Regions from separate parts of the Homo sapiens genome. Here all the other regions are linked to region 3. Evidence: chromatin loops called from intact Hi-C (ENCODE). Cell type or tissue: A673. All regions are shown on one strand. Each heading gives the region's core, and the rest is flanking DNA. Links, peaks and the distances in the headings are about the cores only. Region 1 overlaps MMP13 (matrix metallopeptidase 13). Region 2 has its middle 39 kb from the start of MMP12. Region 3 has its middle 14 kb from the start of MMP1.

Evidence for each region. Hi-C counts contacts between places; a loop is a spot of excess contacts. Peaks named below come from ENCODE experiments on the same cell type or tissue, not always from the same donor. Only the 100,000 strongest peaks of a DNase experiment are listed, where the experiment ranks them.
Region 1: it touches region 3 in a loop (4-fold over the local background); 19 of 110 quality-filtered maps call a loop at or near these places.
Region 2: a loop joins it to region 3, with 2.6 times the contacts of the local background. A loop is called at or near these places in 4 of 110 quality-filtered maps.

The regions. Positions count from the first base shown.
Region 1 is chr11:102,937,068-102,945,362 of GRCh38, reverse strand. It overlaps MMP13 (matrix metallopeptidase 13), which reads left to right. Exons shown (of 10, transcript NM_002427.4): 10 at 997-2,368. The coding sequence ends at 1,097. Among named protein-coding and RNA genes, the nearest start is that of MMP13, 15 kb to the left of the region's middle. In A673, for the core only: a CTCF peak has its summit at 4,194 (motif pointing right); a DNase peak (open chromatin) is centred at 4,202; H3K27ac peaks cover 2,163 bases.
Region 2 is chr11:102,909,887-102,918,181 of GRCh38, reverse strand. No RefSeq gene overlaps it. Among named protein-coding and RNA genes, the nearest start is that of MMP12, 39 kb to the right of the region's middle. In A673, for the core only: a CTCF peak has its summit at 3,229 (motif pointing left); a DNase peak (open chromatin) is centred at 3,221; H3K27ac peaks cover 3,128 bases.
Region 3 is chr11:102,807,629-102,815,923 of GRCh38, reverse strand. It overlaps the pseudogene WTAPP1 and the pseudogene CSNK1A1P2. Among named protein-coding and RNA genes, the nearest start is that of MMP1, 14 kb to the right of the region's middle. In A673, for the core only: a CTCF peak has its summit at 4,773 (motif pointing left); a DNase peak (open chromatin) is centred at 4,753; H3K27ac peaks cover 2,853 bases.

The sequences.
Region 1 (8,295 bases), core at 2,133-7,132, 130 kb before region 3:
ATTGCCAGAATTCAAACTGGCTGTGGAGTGGGAAGTAATTTATATATAAAGACTCATAACTACCTTAACTATATAGTGACTTTTTACTTTAATTATGTTCTCAACCTTTTTTTTTTTTTTTGACAGAGTCTCACTCTGTCACCCAGGCTGGAGTTCATTGTCGCAATCTGAGCTCGCTGCAACCTCCGCCTCCTGGGTTCAAGAGATTCTCCTGCCTCAGCCTCTGGAGTAGCTGGGATTACAGGTGCCTGCCACCATGCCTGGCTGATTTTTGCATTTTTAGTAGAGATGGAGTTTCGCCATGTTGGCTAGGCTGGTCTTGAACTCCTGGCCTCAAGCGATTCACCCGCCTCGGCCTCCCAAAGTGCTCAGATTACAGGCCTGACCTCACCGACCTCCTTTAACTATGAAAAGAGATATTATTGATAACTTATAACAAATAGGCTGGGTGCGGTGGCTCATGCCTGCAATCTGAGCACTTTGGGAAGCTGAGGTGGGCGGATCACTTGAGGTCAGGAGTTCAAGACCAGCCTGACCAACATGGCGAAACCCCATCTCTACTAAAAATCCAAAAAAAAAAAAAAAAAAAAAGCTGGGAGTGGTGGCATGCACCTGTAATCCCAGCTAGTCAGGAGGCTGAGGCAGGAGAATCACTTGAACTTAGGAGTCAGAGGTTGCAGTGAGCCAAGATCACTGCCACTGCACTCTAGCCTGGATGACAGAGTGAGACTCTGTCTCATATACGCACACAAAAATCGATAATCCAAGTAGCAAAACTGTGTAGGAGGATTCACACCTTAAAAGAACAACTAAAAAATAAAAATAAAAAAATAAAAAATTTAAAAAGGAACAACTATTAAAGAACTAATAGAGTTTAAAAAGAAAAAGTTTGAAATTCCTACAAATGGGATCTAAGAGATTGAACCATTAATATTAACTGGATTAAAACCTTATTATTTTCAAACTCTGAAATTGTCTTTATGCTTTTTCTTATAGGTTATATCTATTTTTTCAACGGACCCATACAGTTTGAATACAGCATCTGGAGTAACCGTATTGTTCGCGTCATGCCAGCAAATTCCATTTTGTGGTGTTAAGTGTCTTTTTAAAAATTGTTATTTAAATCCTGAAGAGCATTTGGGGTAATACTTCCAGAAGTGCGGGGTAGGGGAAGAAGAGCTATCAGGAGAAAGCTTGGTTCTGTGAACAAGCTTCAGTAAGTTATCTTTGAATATGTAGTATCTATATGACTATGCGTGGCTGGAACCACATTGAAGAATGTTAGAGTAATGAAATGGAGGATCTCTAAAGAGCATCTGATTCTTGTTGCTGTACAAAAGCAATGGTTGATGATACTTCCCACACCACAAATGGGACACATGGTCTGTCAATGAGAGCATAATTTAAAAATATATTTATAAGGAAATTTTACAAGGGCATAAAGTAAATACATGCATATAATGAATAAATCATTCTTACTAAAAAGTATAAAATAGTATGAAAATGGAAATTTGGGAGAGCCATACATAAAAGAAATAAACCAAAGGAAAATGTCTGTAATAATAGACTGTAACTTCCAAATAAATAATTTTCATTTTGCACTGAGGATATTCAGATGTATGTGCCCTTCTTCACACAGACACTAACGAAATATCAAAGTCATTAAAGACAGGAGACAAAAGAGCAGTGGTAAGAATAGTAGATGTGGCCTTTGAATTCTGTTTAATTTTCACTTTTGGCAATGACTCAAAGTCTGCTCTCATATAAGACAAATATTCCTTTGCATATTATAAAGGATAAAGAAGGATGATGTCTTTTTATTAAAATATTTCAGGTTCTTCAGAAGTCACACATTACAAAGTTAAAATTGTTATCAAAATAGTCTAAGGCCATGGCATCCCTTTTTCATAAATTATTTGATTATTTAAGACTAAAAGTTGCATTTTAACCCTATTTTACCTAGCTAATTATTTAATTGTCCAGTTTGTCTTGGATATATAGGCTATTTTCTAAAGACTTGTATAGCATGAAATAAAATATATCTTATAAAGTGGAAGTATGTATATTAAAAAAGAGACATCCAAATTTTTTTTTAAAGCAGTCTACTAGATTGTGATCCCTTGAGATATGGAAGGATGCCTTTTTTTCTCTGCATTTAAAAAAATCCCCCAGCACTTCCCACAGTGCCTATTGATACTTGGGGAGGGTGCTTGGCACTTATTGAATATATGATCGGCCATCAAGGGAAGAACTATTGTGCTCAGAGACACTGTTGATAAAAACTCAGGCAAAGAAAATGAAATGCATATTTGCAAAGTGTATTAGGAAGTGTTTATGTTGTTTATAATAAAAATATATTTTCAACAGACAATTGCTATATGGTACATTGTCTTTAGGTATAATTTCAATCTTTCCTCACCCAAAGAGGGTTCATTGCCAATATTTTTATTTTTGGAGACAGAGTCTCTCTCAGTTGCCCAGGCTTGAATGCAGTGGTGTGATTCCAGCTCACTGCAACCTCCACTTCCCGAGTTCAGGCAATTCTCCTGCCTCAGCCTCCCAAGTAGCTGGGATTACAGGTGAGCGCCACCATGCCCGGCTAGTTTTTGTATTTTTAATAGAGATGGGGTTTCACCATATTGGCCAGGTAGTCTTGAATTCCTGATCTCAGGTGATCTGCCTGCCTCAGCTTCCCAAAGTCCTGGGATTACAGGTGTGGGCCACTGCACTGGACCCTTCTTTTTTTTTCTTTTTAAGAAAAGATGTTTAGGCCAGGTTCAGTGGCTCATGTTTGCACTCCCAGCACTTTGGGAGACCAATTGTTTGGGCCCAGGATTTCAAGATCAGCCTGGGCACCATGGTGAAACACAGTCTCTACAAAAACAAAACAAAACAAAACAAAAAAAAAACAAATTAGCTGGGGGTGGTGGTATGTGCCTGTAGTCTCAGCTACTAGGGAGGCTAAGGTGGGAGGACTACACGAGGCAGGGAGAGGTCAAGGCTGCAGTGAAATGTGATCACACCACTGCACTCCAGCCTGGGTGACAGAGCAAGACCTAGTCGAAGAAGAAGGAGAAGGAGAAGAAGCCAGGTCCCAGCTACTCAGTAGGCTGAGGCAAGAGGATCACCTGAGCCCAGGAGGTTGAGGCTGCAGTTAGCTATGCTTACACCACTGCACTCCATCCTGGGTGATAGAGTGAGACCCCGTCTCAAAAAATAAACAAACAAAAATAGAAAAGATGTTTCACTTGATTTCAGAAACATTTTCCCTATGTTTAACCATTTTCTTTCATGATACTTCTCTCTCATGGATAGACAGACAGACAGACAGATATACATAAAGATATATAGATATAAAGATATACATAAAGGTATATAGAAAATATATATAGTCAAGATTGTTTCCTGACTTCCACCTTTACTCCAGTCTCAATTCAAAATTCCAAATCCAATTGGTGTTACCTTGATGAGTGTCCTTCCACAGTAACCAAAGCATCGAATTCAAATTATAGCAAATGTCTATTTGGAGTTTACCACTGGTGATAGGGGTAGCATTAAAGAGAGCTGATTATGAACTGAGCAGATGGTCCTAATAGAATCTTCTATGAAATAGGTTACAGGTAAAATACAGATAGCCAGTTTGTATAGATATTCACGAATGGGGTTGAGAAGACCAAATGAATGTTTTATGAGAAGTAATATTATATTCACAAATTAAAGTGAGAGTGCATTTACCTAGAGCTAATGTACTAGGCAAATGCACTGCCTTAAAATTGAATTGTAGCTAGTAATGGCCTCTTCATCAGATAATAAGGGTAAAAGGTTTGAAAAACTCCTCAAAGTGAACCAATAGCATACTTGTATTTGGAATAGGAGAAACTGACAAGATCTTATATTGGTGTAACAAATTTTGCTCTTGGAATTATCCTGGGAGAACTTTTGTATTAAAGCAAAAATATTGTCCTGGATTTCCATATCCTCATGTCAGAATAAAAACACGAAAACATATATAACAGAAAGATAGCCACCATAAAAGCTACCAAGTTTAACTCACTTCCCGTTTAGAAAAAAAAGTGCAGCTCTCTGCACGCACAGTTTTCTCGGAGCCAACAGGAGTGGATTAAGCCCTGGTCACAGAAAATACCTTGATTTACGGATTCATCACGACGCTGTGAGATTTACAATACTTCCACTAGGTGGCACCAGCAACACCCTTTTTAAAAAGGTTGAACTGGTCAGAGAATTCAATTAAGTCACAAAACCAGTGCTTTGTTCTTTAACATAAGGTTGAGGAACTTAGCCACATCGCTGATTGTTTAACTCCTGACTTTACATTACTGACTTTCAAGTAAGATTTAATAGCTATGGAATTCAAGAACAGCTTGCTCCAGGTTTCTTAGTTTTTGTATATGAGTTCCCCTCACTGATCTCTCAGAGGTGAGTCGGAATTCTGTGTCATCCTGACTTGGTGGCTTGATGAAGCCACCAAGACCTGAAGCATGCACCCCTTAGAGCTAGGGCTTGTGAGTCATCTCAGGCCCCTGGGTGACAGACTCCAACGTGAACTACAAAATGCACAATCTACACAACCAATAGAATCAGCACTCCAAAGAGAAAACAAACCAGCACTGTTCTGGCACCAAGAGGGAGGAAAACCCAAACTACCAGGCATGATAAATTTTGTTTTCTAAATAAAAAAGTGGGCCGGGCACGGTGGCTCACGCGTGTAATCCCAGCACTTCTGGAGGCTGAGACAGGTGGATCACCTGAGGTCAGGAGTTGGAGACCAGCCTGACCAACATGGTGAAACCCCGTCTCTACTAAAAATACAAAAATTAGCCAGGCGTGGTGGCGGGCACCTGTAATCCCAGCTACTTGGGAGGCTGAGGCAGGAGAATCGCTTGAATCCGGGAGGTTGAGATTACCAACCAAAAAAGTGAACAATTGCTTATTACCTGAGGACAATGGCGAGTTTAGAGGAAGAAAGGCTTTACAGTTTCCGAAGTTTCTTTCTCACATGGTTTAGTTTTTCTAATTTTTTGGACTTTTATCTGCCTGGTATATTGAAGTATGCGAAATGCTGATTTAAGACTCCTTGATTTTGTTCTACCTCACTGCTTACAAGACACTCAGATTGAACTGCAGCTAATAATGATCTCTGGAAAATAAAAAATGTGCTGAGTTTATAGCAACAGCATGGCCATTTTTGTAAGAGTTTATCATGATGTCTTAATTGACCTGAATTGCCAAAACTGCCAGAGGTGTGTGAACCAGAGCAACTCCATCTTAAATAGGAGCTGGGTAAAACAACGCTGAAATCTACTGGGCTGCATTCCCAGACCGTTAAGGTCTTCTACGTCACAGGATGAGATAGGAGGTCGGCACAAAATACAGGTCATAAAGACCTTGCTGATAAAACAGATTGCAGTAAAGGAGCTGGCTAAAACCCACCAAAACCAAAATGGCGATGAGAGTGACCTCTGGTCATCCTCACTGCTACACTCCCACCAGCGCCGTGACAGTTTACAAATGCCATGGCAACATCAGGAAGTTACCCTATGTGGTCTAAAAAGGGGAGGCATGAATAATCCACCCCTTGTTTAGCATATCAGCAAGAAATAACCATATAAATGGGCAACCAGAAGCCCTTGGGACTGCTCTATGGAGTAGCCATTCTTTTATTCCTTTACTTTCTTAATAAACTTGCTTTTACTTTGCACTGCAGACTCACCCTGAATTCTTTCTTGCGTGAGATCCAAGGACCCTCTCTTGGGGTCTGGATCGGGACCCCTTTCCTGTAACAAAACTATACCCTAAAATTAGGTTCTGTGAGAAGGAAAATTTCTCTTTCATACATGAGCCCGAATAGGTAAAATTCTATTGCATAAATGCTATCTGAGTTGTACACACATGGAGAAACACATACAAGTATATGCAAAATTCATTGTAACCCACTCTAGAATTACTCATTCAATAACGTCATCACACATCAACTGGGCAAGGAACAATTGTACGTACACGATATTGAGAGAATTCTGTCTCTTAAATTTTGATTGCAATGAAACTGGACTTACTATCCAAATCCACCTGTTATGCCTTACAGTTTTTTATAAGTGAAGATAGTGACACTCTTTTTTCATAATTTATGCAGGATTAAAGGACATTGCACAAGCATCCTTATCTGTGTTCCATCTTTTGTGCTTATCTGTGTCCCATCTCTTGCGCCAAAAATATGTAAAATTAGCAACTAAAAAGGTTTATTTATTTTTTGTTTACTTGTTTTAAAATGGTTACATATACCAATAGCCTTCCTTTTCTGGACAATCTTCTCTTTCCTTTATTAGACTGGGCACTAAAAGCCTGTACAGGTCACAAGCAAAACCATTCATGAGGCCCTTCCAATTCTATCTAAAAAGGAGTGTTGTATTCTGGAGTTAAGAGCATCTGCCTTTCTGGGTTGTATCCTTTGGCCAGCTCGTGCCTCGGCTCAGTGAGTGCTCAGGGCCTTGTGGATTTGCTTCCAAAACAACGCAAGGAAAAAGAAGTCTGAGTTGTGTTTCTGAGCACATGGGGTACAATGTGTACACTAGTGCTGGCTCAGTTTTTGGCCAACTCTAGTTCTGAGTATTGTGAGCTGAGCAGAGGGCTGGGACACAGCATCAACTGTGCCTCCAGCCACATCCTTTTCTGAACCCATTTATAAGGCTTTATCCCTTAATAAATAAGATATCTCCTAAATACTTGCATTCCTAATTTCATAGGAAACATCTAAATTGTTTTATGGTTTGAATAACAGCAAGATAAGATACAGGTTAAGGAAGCAGAATCTCAAGGAAGTGAAATAATGGGCAATATTTTGCAGTCATCGTAATGGAAGTCAGATACTTGGCAACAAAAATTACCCAGGCATTATGTGGGATTAACTGGAATATGAATTAAGGGCTCAGAGCTATTTTATGAGAAATGCACTGTACACTCTGTATATGAAATATGCTTCTACTTGGTATTTACTTTTAAAACATTTCCTGAAATCTTTCAATGGGGCAGCTTTGGGGACTAGAGAAATATGGCAATATTGTGTGTCCTGTGTTTACATAAGATACAAAAATTTAGAGAAACGTATTAGATCATCTGATTTCAATTCCTTCAGTTTACAAATAAAAATCTGGGGCCAAGAGAGAGGAAATGATCCTTTCAAGAGCATACAATAATGCTGAAGACTAGGCCACAAACATCATCCACTTTTCTCCTTCTATCTTGTTAACTCCTCTACTCTCTTCCACAGGCCAGGGCACAGATTGTCTATCAGGGGGCATGAAATGTAATTCTACTGGAATGATACCACTAGCCTGATGGCATCCATGTCCCAGAGTCAAGGGAAGCTGAGCTGATGTCTCTATATTATCTTGGATGCTCAGCCTTTGCTGACCATCTTCTCCCCACTGCTGAGGCTGCTTGACCATGACTGACCTTAGTCAAAAGAGATTGAGGGAGTTGAAACTCAGGTGTCTGCAGCTCAATGAAAAATCCTTGCCAGAACAACTTTGACTTTGTATCTAGTTTTGAAAACTGGGTTTCTGTGTTTTCCCCAAGACTGAGTCCCCACTTTTGCTACAGCATAGAAAACTGGATCTCTCCATTATCCTCTATGCCAGAGTCTCGGCTTTTTATTTTTATTTTATTTTTAACTCTTATCTTAGATTCAAGGGTACATGTGCAGGTTTGTTGTATAGGTAAACTTGTCTCACGGGGGTTTGTTCAGATTATTTAGTCACCTGGGTACTAAGCTTAGTACCCAACAGTTACCTTTTCTGATCCTCTCCCTCCTCCCACCCTCCTCCCTCAAGTAGGCCCCAGTGTCTGTTGTTCCCCTTTTTGTGTCCGTGTGTTCTCATCATTTAGCTCCCACTTATAAGGAGAACATATGGTATTTGTTTTTTGGTTCCTGTGTTCGTTCATTTGCTAAGGATAATGGCCTCCAACTCCAACCATATTCCTGCAAAGGACATGAGTTTGTTCTTTTTTATGGCTGCATAGTATTCCACGGTGTATACGTACCACATTTTCTTTATCCAATCTACCACTGCTGGGCATTTAGGTTGATTTCATGTCTTTGCAATAGTGACTGGTGCTGCAATGAACATAATGTGTGCCTTTGTCTTTGTGGTAGAATGATTTATATTCATTTGGGTATATACCCAGTAATGAGATTTTGGGGTCAAACGGTAGTTCTGTTTTTAATTCTCTGAGAATTGCCAAACTGCTTTCCACAATGGTTGAATGAATTCGCACTCC
Region 2 (8,295 bases), core at 1,339-6,338, 100 kb before region 3:
TTGTTGAAGCGATGCTTGGGTGTCACGTGAAGTTTCGATGCTGGGTTAAACTATATTCTTTCTTCTGCTTGATCGAGTCTACTGTTGAACCCCTTATCTTAATTTGTTTAGGCTACTACAACAAAATATCTTAGGGTGGCTTATAAACAATAGAAATGTATTTCTCACAGTTCTGGAGGCTAAGTTCAAGATCATGGTGCTGACAGATTTGGTGTTTGGTGATGGCCCAGTTTCTGGTTCATGGATAACACCTTCTTGCTATGTCCTCACAGAGGGGAAGAGGGTCTCTCATATAAGGCACTAACCCCAATCATGAGGGCCCTGCTTTCAAGACCGAATCACCTCCTAATCCCCAATATTATCATCTTGGGGATTAGGATTTCAACAAAGAAATTTTGGGGGTGGGGCACAAACATTCAGACCATGGCACACTGAAATGCAACTTTGCATTTTTTCCTTCCTCTGAGCCCCTGGCACAACCATTGTTATATTTTCAGCTTCTGTGAGTTTGACTATTTTAGATACCTCATCTGAGTGGAATCATGTGGTATTTAATATTTGTCCGCTAATACTGGTTTATTTTATTTAGCATGATCTCCTCAAGGTGCCTAAAGTTTGATTTTATTTAGCATGATTTCCTCAAGGTTAGGATTTCTAACAGGATTTCCTTATTTCTTAAGGCTGAATAATATATCTTTATGTATATATATATATATACACACATATATATATGTGTGTATATATATATATACACACATATATATATGTATATATATATACACACACGCACACACACACACCCCTATATACTACATTTTCACTTTTTTTGAGACAGGGTCTCACTCTGTTGCCCAGGCTAGAGTACAGGGGCACCATCTCTGCTCACTCTCACTACAATCTCTGCCTCCCGGGGTCAAGCGATTCTCCTGCCTCAGCCTCCCAAGTAGCTAGGATTACAGGCGCCTGCTGCCACGCCCAGCTAATTTTCATATTTTTAGCAGAGATGGGGTTTCATCATGTTGGCCAGGCTGGTCTCGAACCCCTGACCTCAGGTAATCTGCCTGTCTTGTCCTCCCAAATTGCTTGGATTACAGGCGTGAGCCATCACACCCAGCCTATAATACATTTTTCCTTCCTTCCTTCCTTCTTTCTTTCTTTTTCTTTTCTCTCTTTTTTTTTTTTTTTCCAGAGTCTTGTTCTGTCACCCAAGCTGGAGTACAGTGGTACAATCTCAGTCTCAGCTCACTGCAACCTCCACCTTCCAGATTCAAGCGATTCTGGTACCACAGCCTCCTGAGTAGCTGGGATTACAGGTGCATGCCCCCATGCCTGGCTATATTTTGTATTTTTAGTAGAGATGGGATTTCACCATATTGGCCAGGCTGTTCTCAAACTCCTGACCTCAAGCGATCTGCCCACCTGAGCCTCCCAAAGTGCTGAGATTACAGGCGTGAGTCACCACACCTGGCTAATACATGTTCTCTAACCATCCATCTGTCGATGGACATTTAGGATATTTCTACATCTTGGCTGTTAGGAATAATGCTTCATTGAACATGGGAGTGCAAATACATCCTATTTTCAGTTGTTTTGAATAAACATTCAAAAGTGGTATTGCTGGATCACTTGGTAGTTCTATTTTTAATTTTTGAGGAATCTTCAAACTCTTGTCCACAGTGGCTGCGCAATTTTACATCCCCACAAACAGTATATTAAAGTTCTAACTTCTTCACATCCTTGTCAACACTTGTTATTTTCTGTTTTATTTAATGATGCTATCCTAACAGGTGTGCAGTAATATCTCATTGTAGATTTGATTTGCGTTTCTCTGATAATTAGTGATGTTGAACATCTTTTCATATACCTGTTGGCCATTTGTATGTCTTCTTTGGAGAAATGGTTATTCAGTCCTTTGCCCAATTTTTTTAAAAAATGGGTTATCAGTTATTTTTGCTATTGAGTTGTAAGAGTCTCTTATATATTTTGGATATTAATCCCTTATCAGATATATGGTTTGCAAATATTTTCTCCCATTCCATAAGTTGACTCTGTTGATGGCTTCCTTTGCTACACAGAAGCATTTTAGTTTGATGGTGTCTCACTCGTCTATTTTTACTTTTGTTGCCTGTGGTTTTAGGGTCATATCCAAGAAATCAATGTCAAGACCAATGTTATCAAGGTTTTTCCCTATGTCTCCTTCTAGAGTTTTTGTAGTTTCAGGTCATATATATATGTCTTTAATCCATTTTGAGTTGATTTTTGTGTATGGTATAAGATAAGGGTCTAATTACATTTTTTGCATGTGAATAATGTTTTCTCATTTTTAAAAGTTGAGTATTGAAATCTCCCACTGTTATTGTACTGCTATTTCCCTATTCACTTCTATCAATGTTTGCTACATATAATTGGGTCCTTGGATGTTGGTTGCATGTATGTTTATAGCTGTTTATCTTGCTGGTGAATTCACCTTTTTATCAATAAATAATGTCCTTCTTTGTCTTTTGTCATGATTTTTGACTTAAAGTCTATTTTATCTGTCTTTGAGTTCACTGATTCTTTCTTCTGCTTGACTAAGTCTGCTGTCGAACCCCTTATCTTAATTTGTTGGGCTACTATAACAAAACACCTTAGACTGTGTTGCTCATAAACAACAGAAATTTGTTTCTCAAAGTTCTGGAAATCGAGAAGTCCAACATCAAGGTGCCAGCAGATTTGGTGCCTGGTGAGGGCCCACTTTCTTCATAGAGGAAGATCTTTCCACTGTAACTTCACATTGTATTCTGCAGCTCCAGAATTTTTGTTTGGATCTTTTTTATATTTTCTCTTTGTTGACATTCTCATTTTGTTCATGTATCACTTTCTTGAGCTCTTTAAGCATCTTTATAACATCTTGACTTTTTTCAGGCAACTCATATACCTCTGTTTCTTTAGGATCATTTTTTGGAGGTTTATTTTGTTCCTTTGATTGGGCCAGGCTTTCTGTTTCTTTGTATGCCTTGTAACTGTGTTGGGATCTACACATTTGAAAAAACAGCCACCTCTCCCAGTCTTTATGGGCTGACTTTGAACAGGAAAATACCCTCACCAATTATCCCAGCTAGAGATTCTGGGGGTCTCTCAAACTTTTTCTGTGGGTGCATTATCTCTGTCTTTGAGCACATAAATTCTGAATTAGAGGGATTTGCCAGTTTATTTTTGGAGGAGCTCACGATCTCTTGCTCCCTCTGGTGTCTGTCTGCAACACTGAAGATTTTCTGGAGCTGCTTCAAGCTGCCCCATTCTGTTTTGGCTTTAGCAACCTCCAGGCTTCTAGCATATTCCAGGTCCTGTCAGTGCTGTGAGACTAGGGATACAGAAACCAGTGTCTTGGGCAGCTCCCAGAATAGTTGGAACATGGACATACATGGAATTCTTCTCTTTCTACCCCAACGAGGAGGCTATGGAGCTGTGTTGGCCTCTATCTGCTATACCACAGGTCCTCCTAAGCAGTATCAAGCTGCCCAATTCTTTTGTTGTCAGTGGTCCCTACATCTCTATATTGTCAGGTCCTGTCAGTGCTCTGAGACAGGTGAGACAGAAACCAATCCCTTGGCAGCTCCCTGAAAAACTAGAACATTGAACACATGCTCCAGTAATTTTCCTCCCCAGGGAAAAGCCAGGAGTTGGTGGTTTTCTCCTACTTATTTTACAATGAGCCAGGAGGAGCAAGTACATCAAGTGAGTGCTGCAAATCTTCACCTTTGTTCTTAGCAGCCTTCAACCTGACACTCTTTCCTGTCTGCACTTAGATTCAGGCAAGACAGAAACCAGTCCCTTGACCAGCCCCCTAAAGAGTCTGAATGTTGGATGTACTGTCTAGCCTTCTCTTTCCCTCCGCAAGCAGAAGACAGTAGCTAGAAGTTTTCTTTTGATAATTCACACTGAAATGGGAGAAAGGACTATGGTGAGTGAGTGCCATGAGTTTTTCTACTGGCTTTAGTGAGGCTGGTTTTGCCTTCCCTTGAAGTGCAGGAACCTCCTAACTTGTTTCTGGTTTTCTTATAAAGGGAATTGATTTATGTATTCTTGTTGATTCAGTGTCTCCCCGCAGGGAAGTAGAGTCTGGCCCTTCCTATTCTGCTATCTTGCTGACATAACCCCTTAGATGGTTTATATTTTGTGGTTTGCATCTTAATTTGCCAACACTCAGCAAAGTATAAATTTTACTGTATGAAAATTATACATATTTTACTGTATGAAAATTATACATAATTATGTATGTAAATTATACTTCAATGAATATGACTTAAAATAAACTAATAAAAAAATTAATGTAACAAAAAGTTTAAAAAAATCCAAACAACGATATAACCTAAACTCTCCTGGATATTCTCCCTTGATACCCAGCAATTTATGTATCATTAAGTTCCATTTAGAATACGGCTTTGTATCGATAAAATTTTCTTTTCTTTATATTTTTTTGGTAGAGATAGGATCTTCGCCATATTAGCCAGGCTGGTCTTGTACTCCTGGACTCAAGCAATCTGTTCACCTCGGCTTCCCAAAGTGTTGAGATTACAGGCGTGAGCCACTAAAATAGGCCAAAATTTTCGAATGTATGGTCTGTGCTTACCTCTGGTTTAAATTTTTTTTCTTTCTATTCTCAAGTATGATTTTAACCAAATTCTAAAATTTTCAATACCATGGAGAAGATATCATACAGGGTTCATCATTTCTAAATAAAAAGTAAATTTCATTCTACATTCATCACTGCATTCTCAGTGCCTGAAAAATGTCTGGTACATAATAACGTTCAGTAATTTTAAAAAATATATAAATGAATAGAATGTCCTTTGACAATTCACTGTCAAAGTGGTTAAGAAAATTAGGCTTCAGAGTTAGCTCCTGTTTTTGAATCTTGACTTTGCCAGTTAGAAGCTGTGTGGCCTTGGGTAGTCTGAGGCTCATTACCTCTGTTTGCAAAAGGGGATAATAATAATGCTTATGTCACATGAAAAGTGCTTGGCTTAATGAGAGCTTAACAAATGACACACTTCCCTTGTCTAAGTGTTGTTATTCAAATAATAATTTCTCATCAATTCTTTCCTACACATTTTCTTAATTGGCTGATTACTAGCAATCTGTGTTCATTCCAATCAATTTTGAGGAGACTTGAAATGCCAACAAAACTGTTTCTTTACAGCATTTCACTTTTACTCTCAAATATAATTACATTACTCATTTCCACTTTTAGCAGTTGATAGAACCTAGCAAATGACCAACATAAACTATGCCTTCAATAAATGTCATGTTCCTTATTCACATATTTATACCCACTGTGTTTAATTTTCTCAAAGTTCTTCACTTGGTACAAGAACTATATTAGAGTGGAGCCACCTCATCTCATCTATTCCTATCTCATTCCACTTGCTTTCCTGTTCACAAGCCTGACCCTAGCGGGCTTCTGGTCTGATTTCCTCTTGTTTCTCCAGTTCTAGTTTCCAGGAGGCTTTAGCTTCTGGCTCTGTTCTCTTGGGCTCCTCACCTTAGCTCTCCTTACAACCACTATTACTGATGAATCATAGGATATCTTTCTCCTCCATGCCTCATCCACCATCCACTGTCATGAAAGAAAAGCAACAGTTGATATCCTGCAGGCCCAGACGTTGACAGTGTTTGTTATATTTGCTTCAAGCTGTTGTTTTATTTCTATTAACAATAACTTATTATATATGTATGTACAGTATATTATTAAATATATTTATGTTGTAGGAAAAACTGGGTTCTTGTCACACGACCAAGAAAGATTGTTATGCGTGTCCGTGTGAAGAGACTGCCAAACAGGCTTTGTGTGAGCAATAAAGCTTTTTAATCACCTGGGTACGGGCGGACTGAGTCCGAAAAAGGAGTCAGCAAAGGGAGACAGGTGTGGGGCAGCTTTACAGGATTTGGGTAGGTAGTGGAAAATTACAGTTAAAGGGGATTGTTCTCTTGTGGGCAGGGGCAGGGGTCACAAGGTGCTCAGTGGGGAGCTCCTGAGATTCATTGTCCAGGAGAAGGAATGTCACAAGGACAATTGATCATTAGGGTGGGGCAGCAACAAATCTCTATGGTGGAATGTCATCAGTTAAGGCAGGAACTGGCTGTTTTCACTTCTTTTGTGGTTTTTCAATTGCTTCAGGCCATTTGGATGTGTTCGTGCAGGTCACAGGGGATATGATGGCTTAACTCGGGCTCAGAGGCCTGACAAAGATTAGGCTTGCAGACACTTTAAAGGGTGAAGAGGAACAGAATGTATTGGCTGAAAGGGAAAAACAACACAGCAAAATGCGATGAAGCCCTGCTAACAGGCTCTCCACCTCACCAATTGAATCCCAGGTTTCCGCACAGGAACAGGAGGGGCCAGGCTCCTTCCGACTACAAATGGCGTAAACTTCCGTGGCTCCACCCCGTTCTCCCAGTGCGCAGGCTGGTTGGAGATGCTCTGGTGGCCCCTTTATACTTGGCTGTCTCCTTTATATATAGTAATTTATAATATTTAATATTTCTATAATAATTTATTTCTTTGGCAAATATTTAATATACTTATCACAGAAAGACAATATTACAGATAGTGTTGAAGCTCCCCCTTCCCTATGAATCTAAAAGTTTTCTTTTTGAACTAAAACTTTGCTCATTGTTTTAGAGTGATGCATGTGTGACTGAAAATTACTTGGTAAAATTTAAGTAGCTCCTAAAGAGTGTGGTGATGAGATCAGCTTAGGAGTCCTTCTCTTCTCTCTTTTTTTGAAGCATGCCTACCAGAAGCTTCTGGTAGGGGGCCACACTATGAGAATTACTTACAGTTTTACTCCTACTCTAATTATCCTCACTTAACGCAACTCAAAATTTGCATAAATCAACAAAGCTTCAGAATGCATTTCTGCTGCTCTTCAACAAGACCTGGAGACTGACACTCACTTCTATACAATAAAAGCAGGCAGATGATTTAGCTTTATTGAACCATAAACTTTTGTGACAGAACCAATTTCCTTCTTTTTCATTCTTCCCCTTTTAGGAAAAGCATATTTTTATTTGTTTGTTTTATAGCAAAATATTACATTAGTTTTGCCTTGAGATGAAGTCAAAATTAGCAACAGAAAGTTTTCTTGATCTTGTAGACCCTCCATCTGAATAGGAAGCTAATGCTGGAGAGACCTGACACTTCATTTCCAGTAGAGTTAGGGCTGAGCAGGAATTGATGCAGGCAGGAAGGGATGGAAAAAAGACCCTAAGAAATGGAAGGGGTCTGAGGCTATCCCTTCTGAAGCACATTCCATTCCAGACAGAAAGGTGATAGGAAAATGGAAGGACCATTTTTTTTTATTGTACTTTAAGTTCTAGGGTACATGTGCACAACGTGCAGGTTTGTTACATATGTATACATGTGCCATGTTGGTGTGCTGCACCCATTAACTCGTCATTTACATTAGGTATATCTCCTAATGCTATCCCTCCCCGCTCCCGCCACCCCATAATAGGCCTCGGTGTGTGATGTTCCCCTTCCTGTGTCCAAGTGTTCTCATTGTTCAATTCCCACCTATGAGTGAGAACATGCGGTGTTTGGTTTTCTGTCCTTGTGATAGTTTGCTAAGAATGATGGTTTCCAGCTTCATCTGTGTCCCTACAAAGGACATGAACTCATCCTTTTTATGGCTGCATAGTATTCCATGGTGTACATGTGCCACATTTTCTTAATCCAGTCTATCATTGTTGGACATTTGGGTTGGTTCCAAGTCTTTGCTATTGTGAATAGTGATGCAATAAACATACGTGTGCATGTGTCTTTAAAGCAGCATGATTTATAATCCTTTGGGCATATAACCAGTAATGGGATGGCTGGGTCAAAGGGTATTTCTAGTTCTAGATCCTTGAGGAATCGCCACACTGTGGAAGGACTATTTTAAAGCAACGGCTCTCAAGCTTTAATCCATATCAGAAAATATAGATTGTTGAGTCCCATCACCAGAGATTCTGAAGCCTTAGGCCTAGGGCCACTGGAGAATTAAAATTTCTAACAAATTTCCAGGGGACACTGGTGTTGCTGGTCTGGGGACCACATTATGAGAACCACTATTTTATACCAATCCCAATACCCAGGTCTATGCATAAATGCATAACATAAGATTCTCTTTTGTGTAACAAACTGAACCTCTGTAAGCTTCCGGATATTATTGTCATAACTATGGGTAACACATTGCAGTGGGATCATTATGATTCCCTTAAAATATTTTAACCTGTGCTCAAAAACAAAATGTCAGGCCTCTAAGCCCAAGC
Region 3 (8,295 bases), core at 1,992-6,991:
CTCTCTCACCACTCCTATTCAACATAGTGTTGAAAGTTATTGCAGGGCAATATTGAAAGATAGCAGGGCAATCATGCAAGAGAAAGAAATAAAGCATATTCAAATAGGAAGAGAGGAAGTCAAATTGTCTGTTTGCAGATGACGTGATTGTGTATTTAGAAAACCCATCATCTCAGCCCAAAAACTCCTTAAGCTGATAAGAAACTTCAGCAAAGTTTCAGGATACAAAATCAATGTGCAAAAATCAGGAGCATTCCTATACACCAATAATAGACAAACAGAGAGCCAAATCATGAGTGAACACCCGTTCACAATTGCTACAAAGAGAATAAAATACCTAGGAATCCAACTTACAAGGGATATGAAGGACCTCTTCAAGGAGAACTACAAACCACTGCTCAAGGAAATGAGAGGACACAAACAAATGAAAAAACATTCCATGCTCATGGATAAGAAGAATCAATATCACGAAAATGGCCATACTGACCAAAGTAATATATAGATTCAATGCCATCCCCATCAAGCTACCATTGACTTTCTTAACAGAATTAGAAAAAAACTACTTTAAATTTCATATGGAACCAAAAATAGCCAAGACAATCCTAAGCAAAAAGAACAAAGCTAGAGGAATCACGTTACCTGACTTCAAACTATACTACAAGGTTACAGTAACCAAAACAGCTTGGTACTGATACCAAAACAGATATATAGACCAATGGAACAGAACAGAGGCCTCAGAAGTAATATCACACATCTACAACCATCTGATCTTTGACAAACCTGACAAAAACAAGCAATGGGGAAAGAATTCCCTATTGTGGGAAAACTGGCTAGCCATATGCAGAAAACTGAAACTAGACCCCTTCCTTCACCTTATACAAAAATTAACTCAAGATGGATTAAAGCCTTAAATAAAAGACCTAAAACCATAAAAAACCCTAGAAGAAAATCTAGGCAATACCATTCAGGACACAGGCATGGACAAAGACTTCATGACTAAAACACCAAAAGCAATGGCAACAGAAGCCAAAATTGACAAACAGGATCTAATTAAACTAAAGCGCTTCTGCACAGCTAAAGAAACTATCATTAGAGTGAACAGGCAACCTACAGAATGGGAGAAAGTTTTTGCAGTCTATCCATCTGACAAAGGGCTAATATCCAGCATCTACAAGGAACTTAAATTTACAAGAAAAAAAAAACCATCAAAAAGTGGGCAAAGGATATGAATAGACATTTCTCAAAAGAAGACATTTATGGGGCCAATAAACATACGAAAAAAAGCTCGTCATCATTGGTCATTACAGAAATGCAAATCAAAACCACAATGAGATACCATTTCACACCAGTTAGAATGGCAATCATTACAAAGTCAGGAAACAACAGATGCTGAAGAGGATGTGGAGAAATAGGAACACTTTTACACGGTTGGTGGGAGTGTAAATTAGTTCAACCATTGTGGAAGACAGTGTGGCGATTCCTCAGGGTTCCAGAACCAGAAATACCATTTGACCCAGCAATCCCATTGCTGGGTATATACCCAAAGGATTATAAATCATTCTGCTATAAAGACACATGTACACGTATGTATATTGCAGCACATTCACAATAGCAAAGACTTGGAACCAACCCAAATGCCCATCAATGATAGACTAGATAAAGAAAATGTGACACATATACACCACGGAATACTATGCAGTCATAAAAAAGAATGAGTTCATGTCCTTTGCAGGCATATGAATGAAGCTGGAAACCACCATTTTCCATAGACTAACACAGGAACAGAAAACCAAACACCTCATGCTCTCATTCATAAGTGGGAATTGAACAATGAGAACATATCGGCACAGGGAGGGGGACATCACACACCAGGGCCTGTCGGGGAGTTGGGGGCAAGGGAAGGGATAACATTAGGAGAAATATCTAATGTAGATGACGGGTTGATGGGTACAGCAAACCACCATGGCACATGTATACCTATGTAACAAACCTGCATGTTCTGCACATGTATCTTAGAACTTAAAGTATAATTAGAAAGGTAGAAAGAAGGAAGGAAGGAAGGGAGGAAAGAAAGAAGGAAAGAAGAAAGAGAGAAAGAAAGAAAGAGAGAAAGAGAGAGGGAGGGAGGGAAAAGAAAAGAGAAAAGAAAAGAAGGCCTACAATCTGTTATTCACGTTCAGACTACCCAAGATGTGTCTAGAAATTAGTCATGTACCTGGCTGAATTGCAACAGTTGAATGCTCTGCCCCACCCAGATGGTAACAGGAATGATAGTGTTCTGAGTGGTGAGAAATGAGTTAAAGACCAGTGAGGAAAGCTGGTGGAGGGTTCTAAGAAATCTAACTCCACTTGCCCAGTGCCTCCCTTCAAAGTGCTTCTCATTAATGGATTCCATCAGATTCCTCTGGTTCTTTAAAATAATCCTCCCTTTAATTCAGTTTGGCATTCCAACCGAATGGAAGGATTGCCTTCCAATCAAATGGTTCCTGATGAAAATGATCACACTGTTCTCCTATTTGTCTTGCACTTGAAGACCCAGCTCAGGGGTTACCATCTTTGGGGACATTCTGAGACCTTGCCAACTCTGCCTACTGGCTGTGTTCATTCCTCCTCTTATGTGCGTCCATTCACACACAGCCCACTGCAGCTGTCCACTTGAATGCATCCCACATGGGCACATTGGACGATGCCCAGCATCAAGCCCCTGACTTAGTCGATGCTCATTAAACTTTTGTTGAATGAATGAATAAGTTTGGCAAGGCAGCAATGCTTGATCCTGGGTGTGAAGAAGTAGTAGGAGTCTATCAGGCCAAGTGTGAAGAGGAAAGGAAGAGCATAGGCAATGGCATTAAGATATGAGAGAACATGTCATATCTAGGAAATTACAGGGTTTGACTACAGTAGGAAAGATGGTCTTTTCTGAGTTATAGTGTAGAGGGAAGAATATGAAGTAATTTTCTAATTATGAACATTAAATTTCTTTAAATAAATGTAACAATTGTGAAAATTATCCTCAAAGCCCATTAATCAATTAATTCAGTCAGTGAATAATTATTCAGCTGCAGCAGCAAATCTATTTTGAAAGTAGCCAGGCTATCAACAAAAAATTAAACTGTTAACATACTTGGCTAATTTACCTTGCACAAAAAGTAAATATCTGAAGCATTTCTGAAATAGATTAAAGGTGCTTCATAAAGGGGCAAAAAATATATGGCTATAAACACCCTGGCCTTTCAAGAATTTACCAAAGAGAGGTACGTGAGGATCCACATAAGTCACATAATCCCTGTAGGTCAGTAGAAAAAAGAGCTGCTCTGGGGAAGATTCCACCCTGGGGTATGGTCCTCGTAAGTGACAGATCACAGCGTAACAGGAAGCTGATTCTTAATATAACTATATTCATCAAGAATCCTCATGATTAAGGGAACATTTTCACTTTCCTAAGATAAAACTAAAGGTGGGAATTATGATGCATGACTTCCTGGCCATGATTTATGCAACTAAGGAATCTGCTGCCTTTGCATTTATTCTTAGAATCACATTTAGCTCATGCCAATGAAAGTGATGATGATAATATGACACTTTATCATATGGCTGCCTCTCAGGCAAGATTCCAAAATTATTAAGGAAGGTAACTCATTGTGTTGCTTCATGATGTACATTTAACGGAAAATTATATTCCAATGGACTTGTTTTACCTCATTGCATTATAACAATTTCCTCAAGAATCATACTTAATTTGCATCCTAGAAAATCATTTAGTATAAATATTTAGTGTGTTGAAATATTCTAATCAAGACACTTGAGCCATAGTTCCAAAAGTTTTGCTCCCAATGAAATAAAAACAAATGAAAATTTAGGGGCTCAATTTCCTCATCTGCAATGTAAGAGTAATAAAGTAGGTGATTTTAGGTGTCTTTCCACTCTAAGAGAAATTAATATTTATTGAGCTGCTATTATGTGACAAGCATGATGTACGTTGCATGTGGGGATTTAATTATCCTCAAAACTGTCATGCTGGATATTAATGTTATTATTTCCACTGTATAGGTGAGAAAACAGTATTAGAGAGGTTAACATACCCAAGAATGTAAGTCTCAAAAGTTGCAAACTCAGTTTTTGAATCCAAATCTGCCTTATACAAAAATCAGTTTTTTTTTTCACACAAGAATGCTGTTTCCAGTTCTATATTCTGTTTCTGTGTACATCTGGTAATTCAACATTTGTAATCAAGCTGCTTGGAGTACTAGTGAATGGGAGTATATAGAATTTGTAATACATGTATACAGGTAGTATTTTGATTAATATTCTAGAGACAAATTTCTTTTTTTAGTTCAAGAAAATGCCATAGACTAAGGAAATGAGTTACATGTCTGTGAATTCCTGTTTACCTTTTATTGCTGTGTAGTACCTGATCATGGGAAACAGTCTTAAAGGTCAGAAGGTAGTAAAAACAACATATGTAGTCATTCAATTTGCAAAGTACTTATCAGTTCAATTACATCATAAATAAATGGTGTAAGCATTATTATTTCCTTTTTGCAGATAACACCCAAGATTGCTCTGCTGTGATTCAAACCTGTATCATTTAATTCCAAATTCTGCACTTTGTCTATCACATCCTTTGGAGAATACTTGAAATATACATCCCCTACACATCCCCCTTCCACATACGAGATAACTATCTTCACTTACTACATCTAAAAAGCACTGAGATTGGAACGTGCATTGACTTTGGAATGAGCCCTGGGTTTAAATTTCCATTCTGCCACCTACTGGAGTTTTGGAGAAGACAACGTATGAGTTTCCATTTTTCCTCACTCACACACTCTTAAGGATCCAGATCTGAGGGATCCTGCCTCCCTAGGCCCACCTCACAACTACCCCAGGAGTTTCCAGGGACCTAGAAGTAGAGCATGGGTCTTTATGCCTGGTGGAAACAGCCCAGATGTCTCTTTCCAGTTTAAGGAAACCTCTCCCTCTCTCATGCCTCCCTGAAACCTTTTTCCTTTCCCCTCTTAGTTGAAGACATCTGACAACCTCTTCCTATGAGCTCAGGCTTTTCCAAAAGTTGGAAAGAGATATTGCCTTCATGTAGGTTTCAACTGAAGTCCTGAAGACACCTCTGAGACTAGGAGATACACAGTTCTTGGCAAAGTCAGGGAAAAATATAGAGGAAAATATAATTTTATATCTCAATATATTATCCTATGACATACTCTGTCTATAGAATTATATGTATATATTATTTTGCTGGGACTGTGTTAAATACACCTATGTATGTATAGTTACATAGACGGGTATATTTACAGATATTGAGTCATAAAGATCCAAGTGTGTGTAGGTAAAATATGTAACATGCACTGGTACCTTTTTATAGAAAGACTGCGCTAACCTTCCATGTAAATAGTATGTAGATTTGCTCTTACAACGTAGACAGCAGGGCGCTAGAAGAGCTCAGTAACAGAAGACACTGGGGGACCTGATGGGGGCTTATGACCTCAAGCTGAGCCTTAAAGCCATGGAAGAAAACAAACAGAAGCTCTAGTTGTGTAGCTTTTAAGATAGAGTTTTCTGAGGGGTTCTGGCTATAATCCTCAGAGAAGATTTCTATAAAAACTATTTTGTCCCATGCATTCTATCTATATACATTCTTCTACACCACCACAGGCATTCTACTTTTGAAAGCTGTGTGGCCTGGAAACTTAGTTTTCTTTCCCAAGACCGCAGAGGAGAACTAGGCTGTGCCTAAAGATAGGGCACTGTCTTTTATCAGCTTCACTGCAGAACGCACAGAGTCTAGTTGCAGGGTGATAGGCTGAGGCTATCTCTGCATTTTACCTGAAATTGAATTTAGTTGAGAAAGCACACACAAAAATAAAAATAATAAATCTAACTCTTATTTAGCATGTATTCTGCTATTCTGTGTCAGAAACTCTTTTCATTGCATGTGATTTAAATGGGAAATAATACATTTATATTACCCTAACTTCAAGGACCACTAATATGAAACAGGGAAGCAGAAGTTGATTTCCTTTTCAATTGATCTCTAGGATTAAATTTTTTTATGAGACGATTTGGAGAGTAGGTAATTTGGTCTCCTTTCTGAAATAGAACGAATCTCCAAAATTCTCCACAATGCAGTATGTGATTCTGAAACTGAATAGTTGCATGTCCTCAGTCTTAAGCCAAATCCCAACAAATACCTACTCATGTTTTGGTGTATAAAATGGCTTAAGAATCATTCACTTTTATCAGCTCCCCAAGACCCAACAAAGGACCCTCGCAGGCAGGGCTTATTGAAATAGTCCAGACAGCTGTCTAACCACACAAATCCTTTAAGTCCCTCTCCACTTACCTCTCCAAGAATGCCCAACAGATATTAGTTATGCCAATGTGACAAGATCTATTATCAGTAGTAAGAAGTGCCAGAACTTAAAGAATAGTAAAAAAGGACTTTGATTAAATTTGTATTTCTGGATAAATTGCCTAGAAAGCACACACTTGCATTTTGAATCTTATTTTCCCTGTCTTTCATAATATTTTTGGAGATATATACCACATAAATATTCATTGGCATAATAGGAATTACACCTAAGATTTTAACAGCTACTTGAAGAAATAATAATTTATGCAATAATTAGGCTGCATCCATTTCATGAGCAAATTAACTTCTAAGAGCTAAATTCGTGTCTGATTATTTTTGCAATTTCTAGCCTTGTAGATCAGACGTGCTTACTAAGTGGGAGTGAGTTCAGTCTACTTGCTTTCAATTTGTTCATACAAAAGTCTAGGGGATACTTAACTAACATGTGGTCCACATATACTGAGACAGTCTGATAAATATATTTTCTTTGAGAGTTCACTGTGGTTTCTTGGGTTTAACCATGTATTAGTCTGTTCTCACGCTGCTAATAAAGACATACCTGAGACCAGGTAATTTAAAAAGGAAAGAGATTTAATTGATTCATAGTTCCACATGGCTGGGGAGGCCTCACAATCCTGGCAGAAGGCGAATGAGGAGCAAAGTCAGGGTCTTACATGGTACTAGGTAAGAGAGCATGTGCAGGGGAACTCCCCCTTTTGAAAACCATCACATCTTGTGAGACTTATTCACTATCACAAGAATAGCACGGGAAAAGACCCGTCCCCATGATTTAATTACTTCCCACGGGACCACTCCCAAGACATGTGAGAATTATGGGACCTACAATTCAAGATGAGATTTGGGTGGGGACACTGCAAAACCGTATCAAACCACTTCAGCATACATAGTCACTAGGATTTCCCTCAGACTTGCAAAGCGAAAGAACTCTTACTGAAAGAAGGGACACTTACCCTTAAAGGGACACTTACCCTCAAAAGTACTAAGTGCCACTTTTTCTATTCTATTGCATGTAACCTAACATTTCCCCTGTTGAGCAAGTTTCTACAAAGCAACTGGTAAACCTTGGAGAATGGGCAGGGACACAATGAAAACATCAGCCTTTTTTCAACAAATCACCTTCCATTAAGAGAATGAGGTGAAGATAAGGAAAATATGAAAAGGGCTTTAAGAAAGTGTAATGCGCTAAGAAAATTCAGAGTGAAACTATTGGGCTGGAGCTGGAGTAACAAGACGGCAGCGTCGGCAGAGGGACAGGGGTCCTTCCGGGCTGGAGCTGCTGGCAGTGGTGGCAATGGTATCCCTGCTCTAGCTCACCGCACCCCTTTTTCCAGCCTGCACATAGCTGAGACAGCAAGGCAGTGGCGCCGCCCAGAAACAAGTGGCCCAGCCTTGTAACTGCAAGAACCCTTTCACAAACCGCAGCCTGGCAACAAGAAACCTGACTGAGCAGCGGTGATCAGGTTCCCCGTCAGCTGATTCCGGGCCGCGAATATGAGGGAGGCCTCCGTGTTCCATGTCCCGTTTCCTGCCACCTTCCGCCGTGGAGGAGCCCCAGAGGCCTCCGTCCTCCTCTCAGAGGCGTCTGGACTTGGCCTCAGCCTCTGTCTTCATCTCTTAGGATGGCGAGCAGCAGCGGATCCAAGGCCGAATTTATTGTTTGAGGGAAATATAAACTAGTAAGGAAGATCAGGTCTGGCTCCTTCTGGGACCTTTATCTGGCCATCGATATCACCAATGGCGAGCAAGTGGCAGTGAAGCTAGAATCTCAAAAGGCCAGGCATCCCCAGTTGCTGTAGGAAAGCAAACTCTGTGAGATTCTTCAAGGCAGGCTTGGCATCCCCCACATACCGTGGTATGATCAGGAAAAAGACTGCAATGTACCAGTCATAGACCTTCCGGGACCTAGC